Regions from separate parts of the Homo sapiens genome. Here region 2 is linked to region 1. Evidence: read pairs that join two places in POLR2A ChIA-PET (ENCODE). Cell type or tissue: GM12878. All regions are shown on one strand. Each heading gives the region's core, and the rest is flanking DNA. Links, peaks and the distances in the headings are about the cores only.

Region 1 (4,395 bases), core at 195-4,194:
AGACCTTATCTGCCCTGAAGAGAATCACCCTGAAGGTCTGTATCAGGCACCAGGACCCTCGTAGACTTTTAGGCTCAGCTCAGGCCTTGAGTTACATTTTTTTATAGCACTTAATGATTTTTCTTTATTGCTTTCGAGCTCTGCTGTGTACTAAATTCTTCTTGTTCTATTTTATTGAACATTTATGTGTTTGCTGTTGTATGAGGCACTTCCCTTGTTAACTTCCATCCAGCATATTGACCAGAGGTTACAGTCATCTTTCTAAAACTCCATATGATCCTTTCACTCCCTCACCTGATGTTTGTGGACTTGTTAGCACTGTGTCATTTATTCCTCCCACAGATACTTGTTGTGCATAATCTCTGTGCTAAGAACTGGGGTTACCACAGTGAGAAAGATATCAGGTCTCTGCCTTCGTGGAGTTTACTATTCTAGTTGGACAGACAGAAAATAAACTTGTAAACAAATAAATGAAAATATTAACTAGTTTTGTGAAAAATGCTCTGAAGGAAATAGAGTGATGGAGAGTCAGTGTTTGAGGGGTTACTTTAGAGAAGACACTCGGGGAAGACCTCACTGAAGAGTGACATTTAAGCAGAAATCAGAAGGCTGAGGAAAGCCAGTCCTACAAATAGTAGCAGGAGTGCTTGGGGTTGAGGGCTAGTTCCAGGCAGTGGAAACAGCAAGTACAAAGACCCAGAGATGGGGAAACCCCGGGCGTGTTAGAGTGACCGAGATGGCGCCCATGTGGCCCTAATGAGGGCAGACTGCTCCCCAGAGAAGTTAGGCATGCAGGTGGGCCCCAGGTCCCATCTCCCCTCACTCTGTCATCTTTTCACTCTGATTCTTTCCTAAATGTGCCTGTGCAGAGTATTTCCTTTGTAAAGCCCCTCTCACTATTGCAGTTCCCACTGCACTTCGCTTTTACCATTAATCAGAATGTAATATGGACACTTGTTTTCAGGACAATGTTCTCCAATAGACCTTGAGCTTCTGTCAGAAGATATCTTATTCACCTTTGGCATCCCCAGCTTGTAGCGCAGTGCTTTACATGGTGGGAACATCATAAATGTTGATTCAATAAACGTATTTTTTTTACCAGTTCATGCTTAGACCCTCCTTTCCAATAACTTTATAACTTCTCATAGCTAATATTTTCGTGGTATTTAAACCATAAGGGTAAAGAAAACCAGCAACCTAGAGGAATGTGTTTGCTTAAGACTTGTCTCCAATGCTGAAAAGGAAAACCAGGAGAGGTAGTGTGGTGTGCTGTTCCTCTGCTGTGAGTTGAATGGTGGTCCCCAAAAATATATGTCCGCATCCTCACCCCTGGAATCTGTGACCATGACCTTGTTTGACAAAAGGGTCTTTGCAGATTTAATTAAGTTAAGCATCTCAAGATAATACTAGATTATTTGTACAGACCCTAAATCCAATGACAAGTACCGTTATAAGAGACAGAAAATGTGAAGACAGACACAGGAGAATGCCATGGGAAGATGGAGGCAGAGACTGGAGTTGTGAGTTAAAAGCCAGTGAATGGTGCCTGGAGCTACCAGAAGATGGAAGAGGCAGGGAAAGATTCTCCCCTAGAGCACTGATCCCCAATCTTTTTGGTACCAGGGACTGGTTTCATGGAAGACAGTTTTTCCACAGGGGGATGCAGGGGGGTGGTTTCCGGATGAAACTGTTCCACCTCAGATCTTCAGGCATTAGATTCTCATAAGGAGCCTGCAACCTAGATGCTTCGCACGTGCAGTCCACACTAGGGTTCGTGCTCCTGTGAGAACCTAATGCCGCTGCCACTGATAGGACAGGAGGCGAAGCTCAGGTGGTAAGGCTGGCTTGCCTGCTGCTCACCTCCTCCTGTGCGGCCCAGTTCCTAAAAGGCCATGGACCAGTACCAGTCCATGGCCCAGGGGTTGGGGACCCCTGCCCTAGAGCCTTTGGAGGGAGCACAGCCCTGCTGACACCTTTATTTTGGATTGCTGGCCTGTGAGAAAATAAATTTCTATTTTGAGCTGCTAATTAGGAAACTAATAGATACCCCATCGCGCTTATATCTCACTTACCCATCCTGTAACATGGCTATAGTAATACCTTTCTCAGAAGCTTCGCTCCGGGATTCAATGAGATATGTTTGTACGGCACTTAGCACACAGTGAATGTTCAAAAATAGTGATGGCTGTTCCTCTTCTTTAAGGACTGGGAGTTTTCATCCTCTTGAATAAGAACTCGACAACAGAGTGGGAACTTTCTGTCTTGTGATCCATTGCCTGGTGAGTCACAGCTCACACCATGGATTTAACCTGAGAGCTTCAACTTCTGCTTTGGCCCTGGAGTTCCCATGCCCTGGTGTCTTCTACCAGTTCTTAGGTAGGGTTTTATATTCAGAGAGGGTTCAGCTTTCTCCCGTGGGCTGGGGGAAGAGGTCAAAGTAGAACTCAGGTACCAAATTTGAAAGGAAACACTCAGAAAAAACTTCTGAGCGCAGAGCGGAAAACACCCTCTCAGTCCCCACCAAAGAGAAAGGCTTTGGGTTCTAAATTTCCAGTTTCCATTAAGGGACTCTGGGACTGGACATTTCTGAAAATTAATGACCTGTACTGAGTAATCCTCCTAACACACTGATCATCAAAAAATAACCTGTAATGAGTTTAGGCTTTCTGTATTTGTCTGAATGCTTTCACGGGAGTGTGTTGCACTGGAGCACAGAGGACACTCGATCGTGCGGCGCGCAGGGCGGGGGGCCGCCGCTGCCTCCCCGCGGGATGGCTGGCACTGTGCTCGGAGTCGGTGCGGGCGTGTTCATCTTAGCCCTGCTCTGGGTGGCAGTGCTGCTGCTGTGTGTGCTGCTGTCCAGAGCCTCCGGGGCGGCGAGGTAAGGCATTCTGTCCAACTGGGAGTCCTAGGTAAAGCAATTAGAGGCAAAATCGCTGATGCTCACTAAACATTTAGAATTTAAGAGATCAGTTTTGTAATTACTGGCAGTTTGAATGAGTTGCATTTTAACCTCTTTTTATAAACACTAACTGTGTTATTTATGCTCTGGAGCAGAGATGGGAGGAGAAGGAAGTAGTGTTCTTGAGTTCTAACTGTGGCAAGAAACTCTGCTTTCACTGCTTATTGAGTTTCTTGAGGCTGTATGTGTATGTGTTTATGAATTGTTCAGATTTATGGCAGAGGCTTGGTCCAGTACCCGAGGCTCTAGCCCTGGACCCAGGAAAACGAAAGCAACATTTGATGAGTTGGGCCTGCTTTCTATATCAGGCATTGCCTTCAGAACAGGGTTAGGCCATAAACCGACTCTGAAAACACTAGAGTTGCACTCTGGCAAGACAGTGTTAGTATGAAGCAGAGAGTTGTAGAATTTTCTAAAGTATTCTGTTCTAAAAACAACAGAAGTGGAGGTGGAGAGGGGATGCTTTGGTTTTTCTTGATTATGACTTTGGGCAGAAGTAAAAATAAAAACTACACATTTCCATTCTTAGGAATTGGGAATTACCAAGAATAAATGGGAATGCACCCAGCTGGTACCTGTCTAGGAAGAAGGACTTTGGGATGAAGAGGTTGTTGACAGCAGGCCTCTGGACATTGTTAAGGGACTGAAACATAGAATATTGGCTCCAAGGAAGAGACTGTCCAGACCTAACTGATCAAAGAAGAAATTATAGACAGTGCTTTTAATAATTTGTCTTTTTAACCCCAGGTTCTCTGTCATTTTTTTATTCTTCGGTGCTGTGATCATCACATCAGTTCTGTTGCTTTTCCCGCGAGCTGGTGAATTCCCAGCCCCAGAAGTGGAAGTTAAGGTAAAGCTGTTGCTTTCGTTTTGCCTCCTGAGCTGTGATTCTTATTTCTCTTGGTCTGCACATCCGTCCTGCCCTTGATGTTCCCTGACATCGGGTTGCCTGAGATGTCAGAATTGTAAAGTTCAACCAATGACGGGGAAAGTTCAGAGGGAGTTTTAAGTTCCCCTGCCCCTTCACTCAGGAAAAGAATCTTACTCTGAATTCCATCTACAACCCCACCAGGCAGTTATTTGCCTGATTTGGTCTCATCTTCAGTTTGCATCAAGTTGAAAACAGCCTGTTGGAAAGCCACCTCGTACCATGGGGACAGAAAAAAAAGAAAATGAAATAGGGATAGTCACAGGCCTGCACCCGAGATGAAGTGTTCCCATTCCTGGCAGCCTGGGCTCCTAACTGCAGATCCTGGGCTGAAATTGATGTGGTGCCCTGAGGGTGCTGAGGACATGCTTCTCCAACTGCATGTGCTAGAATTTTCCCAACAGTCTTCTGGGAGTTCTTTGGTCCTCATACCTGGGACCATACCTGCCAGCACCCATGTCTTTAAATGGATTTTTATCATCTCTCTCAGAATCCTTCTCTGGAG
Region 2 (4,395 bases), core at 69-4,068, 92 kb after region 1:
TTAATCCCTTCTTCTGTGCTCACATGGACTCTGTACCTATCTTGGCAACTGCACTAATTATATTACTTATTTGAATATGTTTGTTTCTCATCCTCCCTCCCCAACTTAGATTATGAGTTCTTCAAGAAAAGGAATGAATTTTATTTATCTTTGTATCATCTGAGCCTAGGACAGTGCCTATGATATGGAAGATAAAAAATAAATGTTTTCTGAATAAATGCAGAATCACTCTTAGACCTGGATAAGAGGGGAGCCCTTATCATGAGACCCACATTTTTAATAGTCCCACTTTGGCCTGTCTCTGACCATATCTCTTCCCATAGTCCTCAGAGACTAAGCAACTAGGCGAAGGCACCTGAAGCCTATGACTGCCCATCTATACTCTGCTCCAGGTACCCAGGCCCCTGGAATTCTTTACTCAAACTTTCCAAGGCTGTTTTTAGGGTATACACAGTTCTGTTCCCCACCTTTGTCTTCCTCAGAGCAGGCTGCACCTCTCATGCGCATCTAGGCTCAATGGAACATTAAGGGGTGACCACTTACAGGGCATGTACCTAGAACTTAGATATCTGGGCTGAGTTGAACCATAGCATGTATCTGAAATTCTTCCAGTACAAAATAGAGGTATGAATAAGAATAGAAAGGGGGTGGACTGGAGGCTGACTCTCCACTCATGTTCCTGCATGTAACTCAGAGGAGTTCAAGAATTGCAAATTTGAGTCCGACCTTCTAGTCACTATGAAATCATATTTGTCAAGGTAGGACAATAGAATATATGTCATTTTACAGTTTTTTAGCTCAGCTTATGACATTAAAATACTTAGATGTAAGGTACATAAACTTGTATTTGTATGTGAGCCCAATCCTGCAAATATTAGAGGCAGGCTTAAATCAGTTATCCCACGAATAAACTACAAATAAATGAAAATACATGTGAAAGCACTTAAAATAATCCAATAAATATTGCCTTTGACATGGCTACTACACCAGCAGTCATTGTTTTTTTAAATGAATTCTTCTAAATAAAGAATACTTCGGCCGGGCATGGTGGCTCAACCCTGTAATCCCAGCACATTGGGAGGCTGAGGCGGGTGGATCACGAGGTCAGGAGTTCGAGATCAGCCTGGCCAAGATGGTGAAACCCTGTCTCTACTAAAAATACAAAAATTAGCCGGGCTTGGTGGCATACGCCTGTGGTCCCAGCTACTTGGGAAGCTGAGGCAGGAGAATCGCTTGAACTCGGGAGGTGGAGGTTGCAGTGAGTCGAGATCGTGCCATTGCACTCCAGCCTGGGCGACAAGAGTGAAACTCCATCTTAAAAAATAATAATAATAATAATAATAATAATAATACTTCTATTACAGAAACAGTTGCCCATTAAGATGAAGGAAAACTTGTTAGTAATACAAGAGAAGAAATGGATTACTAATTAAAAGGTTTATTTTTTTTTCATTAAGATGAAATAGCATTGAAAAGGAACTAGGAAACTTTTAGGTCCAATGACTACCCATTAGGGAAAGGACTCCTTATTCAATAAATGGTGCTGGGATAACTGGTTAGGCAAATGCAGAAGAATGAAACTGGACCCCTACCTTTACTATACACAAACATTAACTCAAGATGGATTAAAGATTTAAATGTAAGACCTCAAACTATGAAAATCCTAGAAGAAAACCCAGGAAGTACCACTCTGGACATCAGCTTTGGCAAAAAATTTATGACTAAATCCTCAAAAGCAATTGCAACAAAAGCAAAAATTGATAAATGGGACTCAAACTAAAGAGCTTCCTCACAGCAAGAGAAACTATCAAGTGCATAAACAGACAACCTACAGAATGGTAGAAGATATTTACAAACTATGCACCTGACAAAGGTCTGATATCCAGTATCTATAAGGAATTTAAACAATTTGGCCAGGCGTGGTAGCTCACTCCTGTAATTCCCCCAAATTAGGAGGCCAAGGCAAGTGGATCACCTGAGGTCAGGAGTTCGAGACCAGCCTGGCCCACATGGTGAAACCCTGTCTCTACTAAAAATACAAAAATTAGCTGGGCATGGTGGTACATGCCTGTAGTCCCAGCTACTCAGGAGATAGGCACGAGAATCACTTGAATCTGGGAGGCAGACATTGCAGTGAGCTGAGAATGTGCCACTGGACAGAGTGAGACTCCATCTTAAAAAAAAAAAAAAACACCAGGCAAAGCAAAAAACAACCCCATTAAAAAGTGGGCAAAAGACATGAATAAATACTTCTCAAAAGAAGACATACAAGTGGCCAATAAACATGAAAATATGTTCCACATCACTAATCATCAGAGAAATGCAAATCAAAACCACAATGAGATACTATCTAACACGAGTCAAAACAGATATTAGTAAAAAGTCAAAAAATAACAAATAATTGCAAGGCTGCAGAGAAAAGGGAATGCTTATTCATTGTTGGTGGAAATGTAAATTAGTTCAGCCACTGTGGAAAGCGGTTTGTTAGTTCAGCCACTGTGGAAAGCGGTTTGGAGATTTTTCAAAGAACTTAGAACTACCATTTGACCTAGCAATCCCATAATTTGGTACAACGAATCCTTCTACCAAAAAGGCACACGCATTCATATGTTCATCGCACCACTATTCAAAACAGCAAAGACACAGAATCAACCTAGGTGCCCATCAGTGGCGAACTGGATAAAGAAAATGTGGTATGTATACACCATAGAAGACTATGCAACCATATAAAAGAATGAAATCATGTCCTTTACAGCAACATGGATGTAGCTGGAAGCCATTATCCTAAGCGAATTAACACAGAAACAGAAAACCAAATACTGCATGCTCTCACTTATAAGTGGGAGCTAAACTTTAGGTACACGTAGACACAAAAATGAAAACAATAAACACTGAAGACTACTAGAGGGAGGGATAGGGGAGGAGAAAAGGCTGAAAATTACCTATTGGGTACTATACTTACTATCTGAGTGACAGGATCATTTATACCACAACCTTCAGCATCACGCAATATACCCTTGTAACAAACTTGCACCTGTACCCCCTGAATCTAAAATAGAAGTTGAAATTATAAAAAACAAAACCAAAAAGACCCCAAAGACTATTCATTATGCTATTTGAACACATTTCTAGCACTTTACAGTAACCTATAACAATTTTGTTATAGTATTATACAGAGTGTTTCAAAATAAAAGTGTTATTGCTTTATATTTTATAGCACTTCACAAATTTCAAACTATTACACATATTAGCACTTTGTTTAGTGCATTATGCATAGTATGTCAATAACATCTGATGAAGTAAATCCTCATATTAGATTTCATTATAACTTTTTTTTTTTTTTTGAGACGGAGTTTCGCTCTTATTGCCCAGGCTGGAGTGCAATGGCACGATCTCGGCTCACTGCAACCTCCGCCCCCCGTGTTCAAGTGATTCCCCTGCCTCAGCCTCCCGAGTAGCTGGGATTACAAGGATTACAAGCATGAGCCACCATGCCCAGCTAGTTTTGTATTTTTAGTAGAGACGGGGTTACTCCACGTTGGTCAGGCTGGTCTCGAACTCCTGACCTCAGGTGATCTGCCCGCCTCAGCCTCCCAAAGTGCTAGGATTACAGGCGTGAGCCACCGCGCCCAGCTCATTATAACTTTTTATGCATTGTTTAGAAGTTAGTAGGCACAATGAAGTTTGTCAAGACAACTGGGGTTGAGCTCTAAGGGGCACAGTAAAAACCCATAGCCTGTAGTCCCAGCTACTCAAGAGGCTGAGGCAGGAGAATCTCTTGAACCAGGGAGGCGGAGGTTGCAGTGAGCCGAGATCACGCCACTGCACTCCAGCCTAGCAACGGAGCGAGACTCTGTATCAAAAAAAAAGAAAAAGAAATGCAACTGATGGAGAAGAACTTCTTCAACCTGAAAAAGCGCATCTACAAAAAATGTACAGCTAACATCATACTTGATGGTAAGAAACTGTAAGTTTACCTGCTAGGATAAGAAACAAGCCAAAGATGTACCCTCTCATTAACATCATACTGAAAGTCCTTGCTAATGAAATAAGGCAACGAAAGGAAATAAAAGGCATACAGACTGGGAAAGAAGAAATAAAACTAACTTTGTTCACTGGTGACATGATCATATAATAACAAAAATGTCACTGAACAAGCTACTGGAACTAAGTGATTACAGCAGGGTTGAAGGATACAAGTTTAATATACAAAAGTCAATCACTTTCCGATATACCAGCAATGAACGGGTGGAGTTTAAAATTAAATGCACAATACCATTTATATGTATTTCCAAAATGAAAGATTTAGGTATAAGTCTAACAAAAAATATATAAGATCTATATGAGCAAAAACAACAAAACACTGAAGAAAGAAATCAAAGGACAACTAAATAA

What was found. ChIA-PET counts read pairs that join two places held together with the same protein. Peaks named below come from ENCODE experiments on the same cell type or tissue, not always from the same donor. Only the 100,000 strongest peaks of a DNase experiment are listed, where the experiment ranks them.
Region 2: POLR2A ChIA-PET joins it to region 1 with 7 read pairs; 2 of 35 experiments call an interaction of 5 or more read pairs at or near these places.

Annotation. Positions count from the first base shown.
Region 1 is chr11:125,100,618-125,105,012 of GRCh38, reverse strand. TMEM218 (transmembrane protein 218) reads left to right here. Exons shown (of 5, transcript NM_001258244.2): 2 at 2,204-2,279; 3 at 2,696-2,881; 4 at 3,710-3,812. The coding sequence starts at 2,772. Among named protein-coding and RNA genes, the nearest start is that of TMEM218, 8.8 kb to the left of the region's middle. In GM12878, for the core only: no CTCF peak of the experiment used is centred there; a DNase peak (open chromatin) is centred at 2,324.
Region 2 is chr11:125,008,177-125,012,571 of GRCh38, reverse strand. All of the region lies in intron 13 of CCDC15 (coiled-coil domain containing 15), which reads right to left. Among named protein-coding and RNA genes, the nearest start is that of SLC37A2, 53 kb to the left of the region's middle. In GM12878, for the core only: no CTCF peak of the experiment used is centred there; a DNase peak (open chromatin) is centred at 2,311.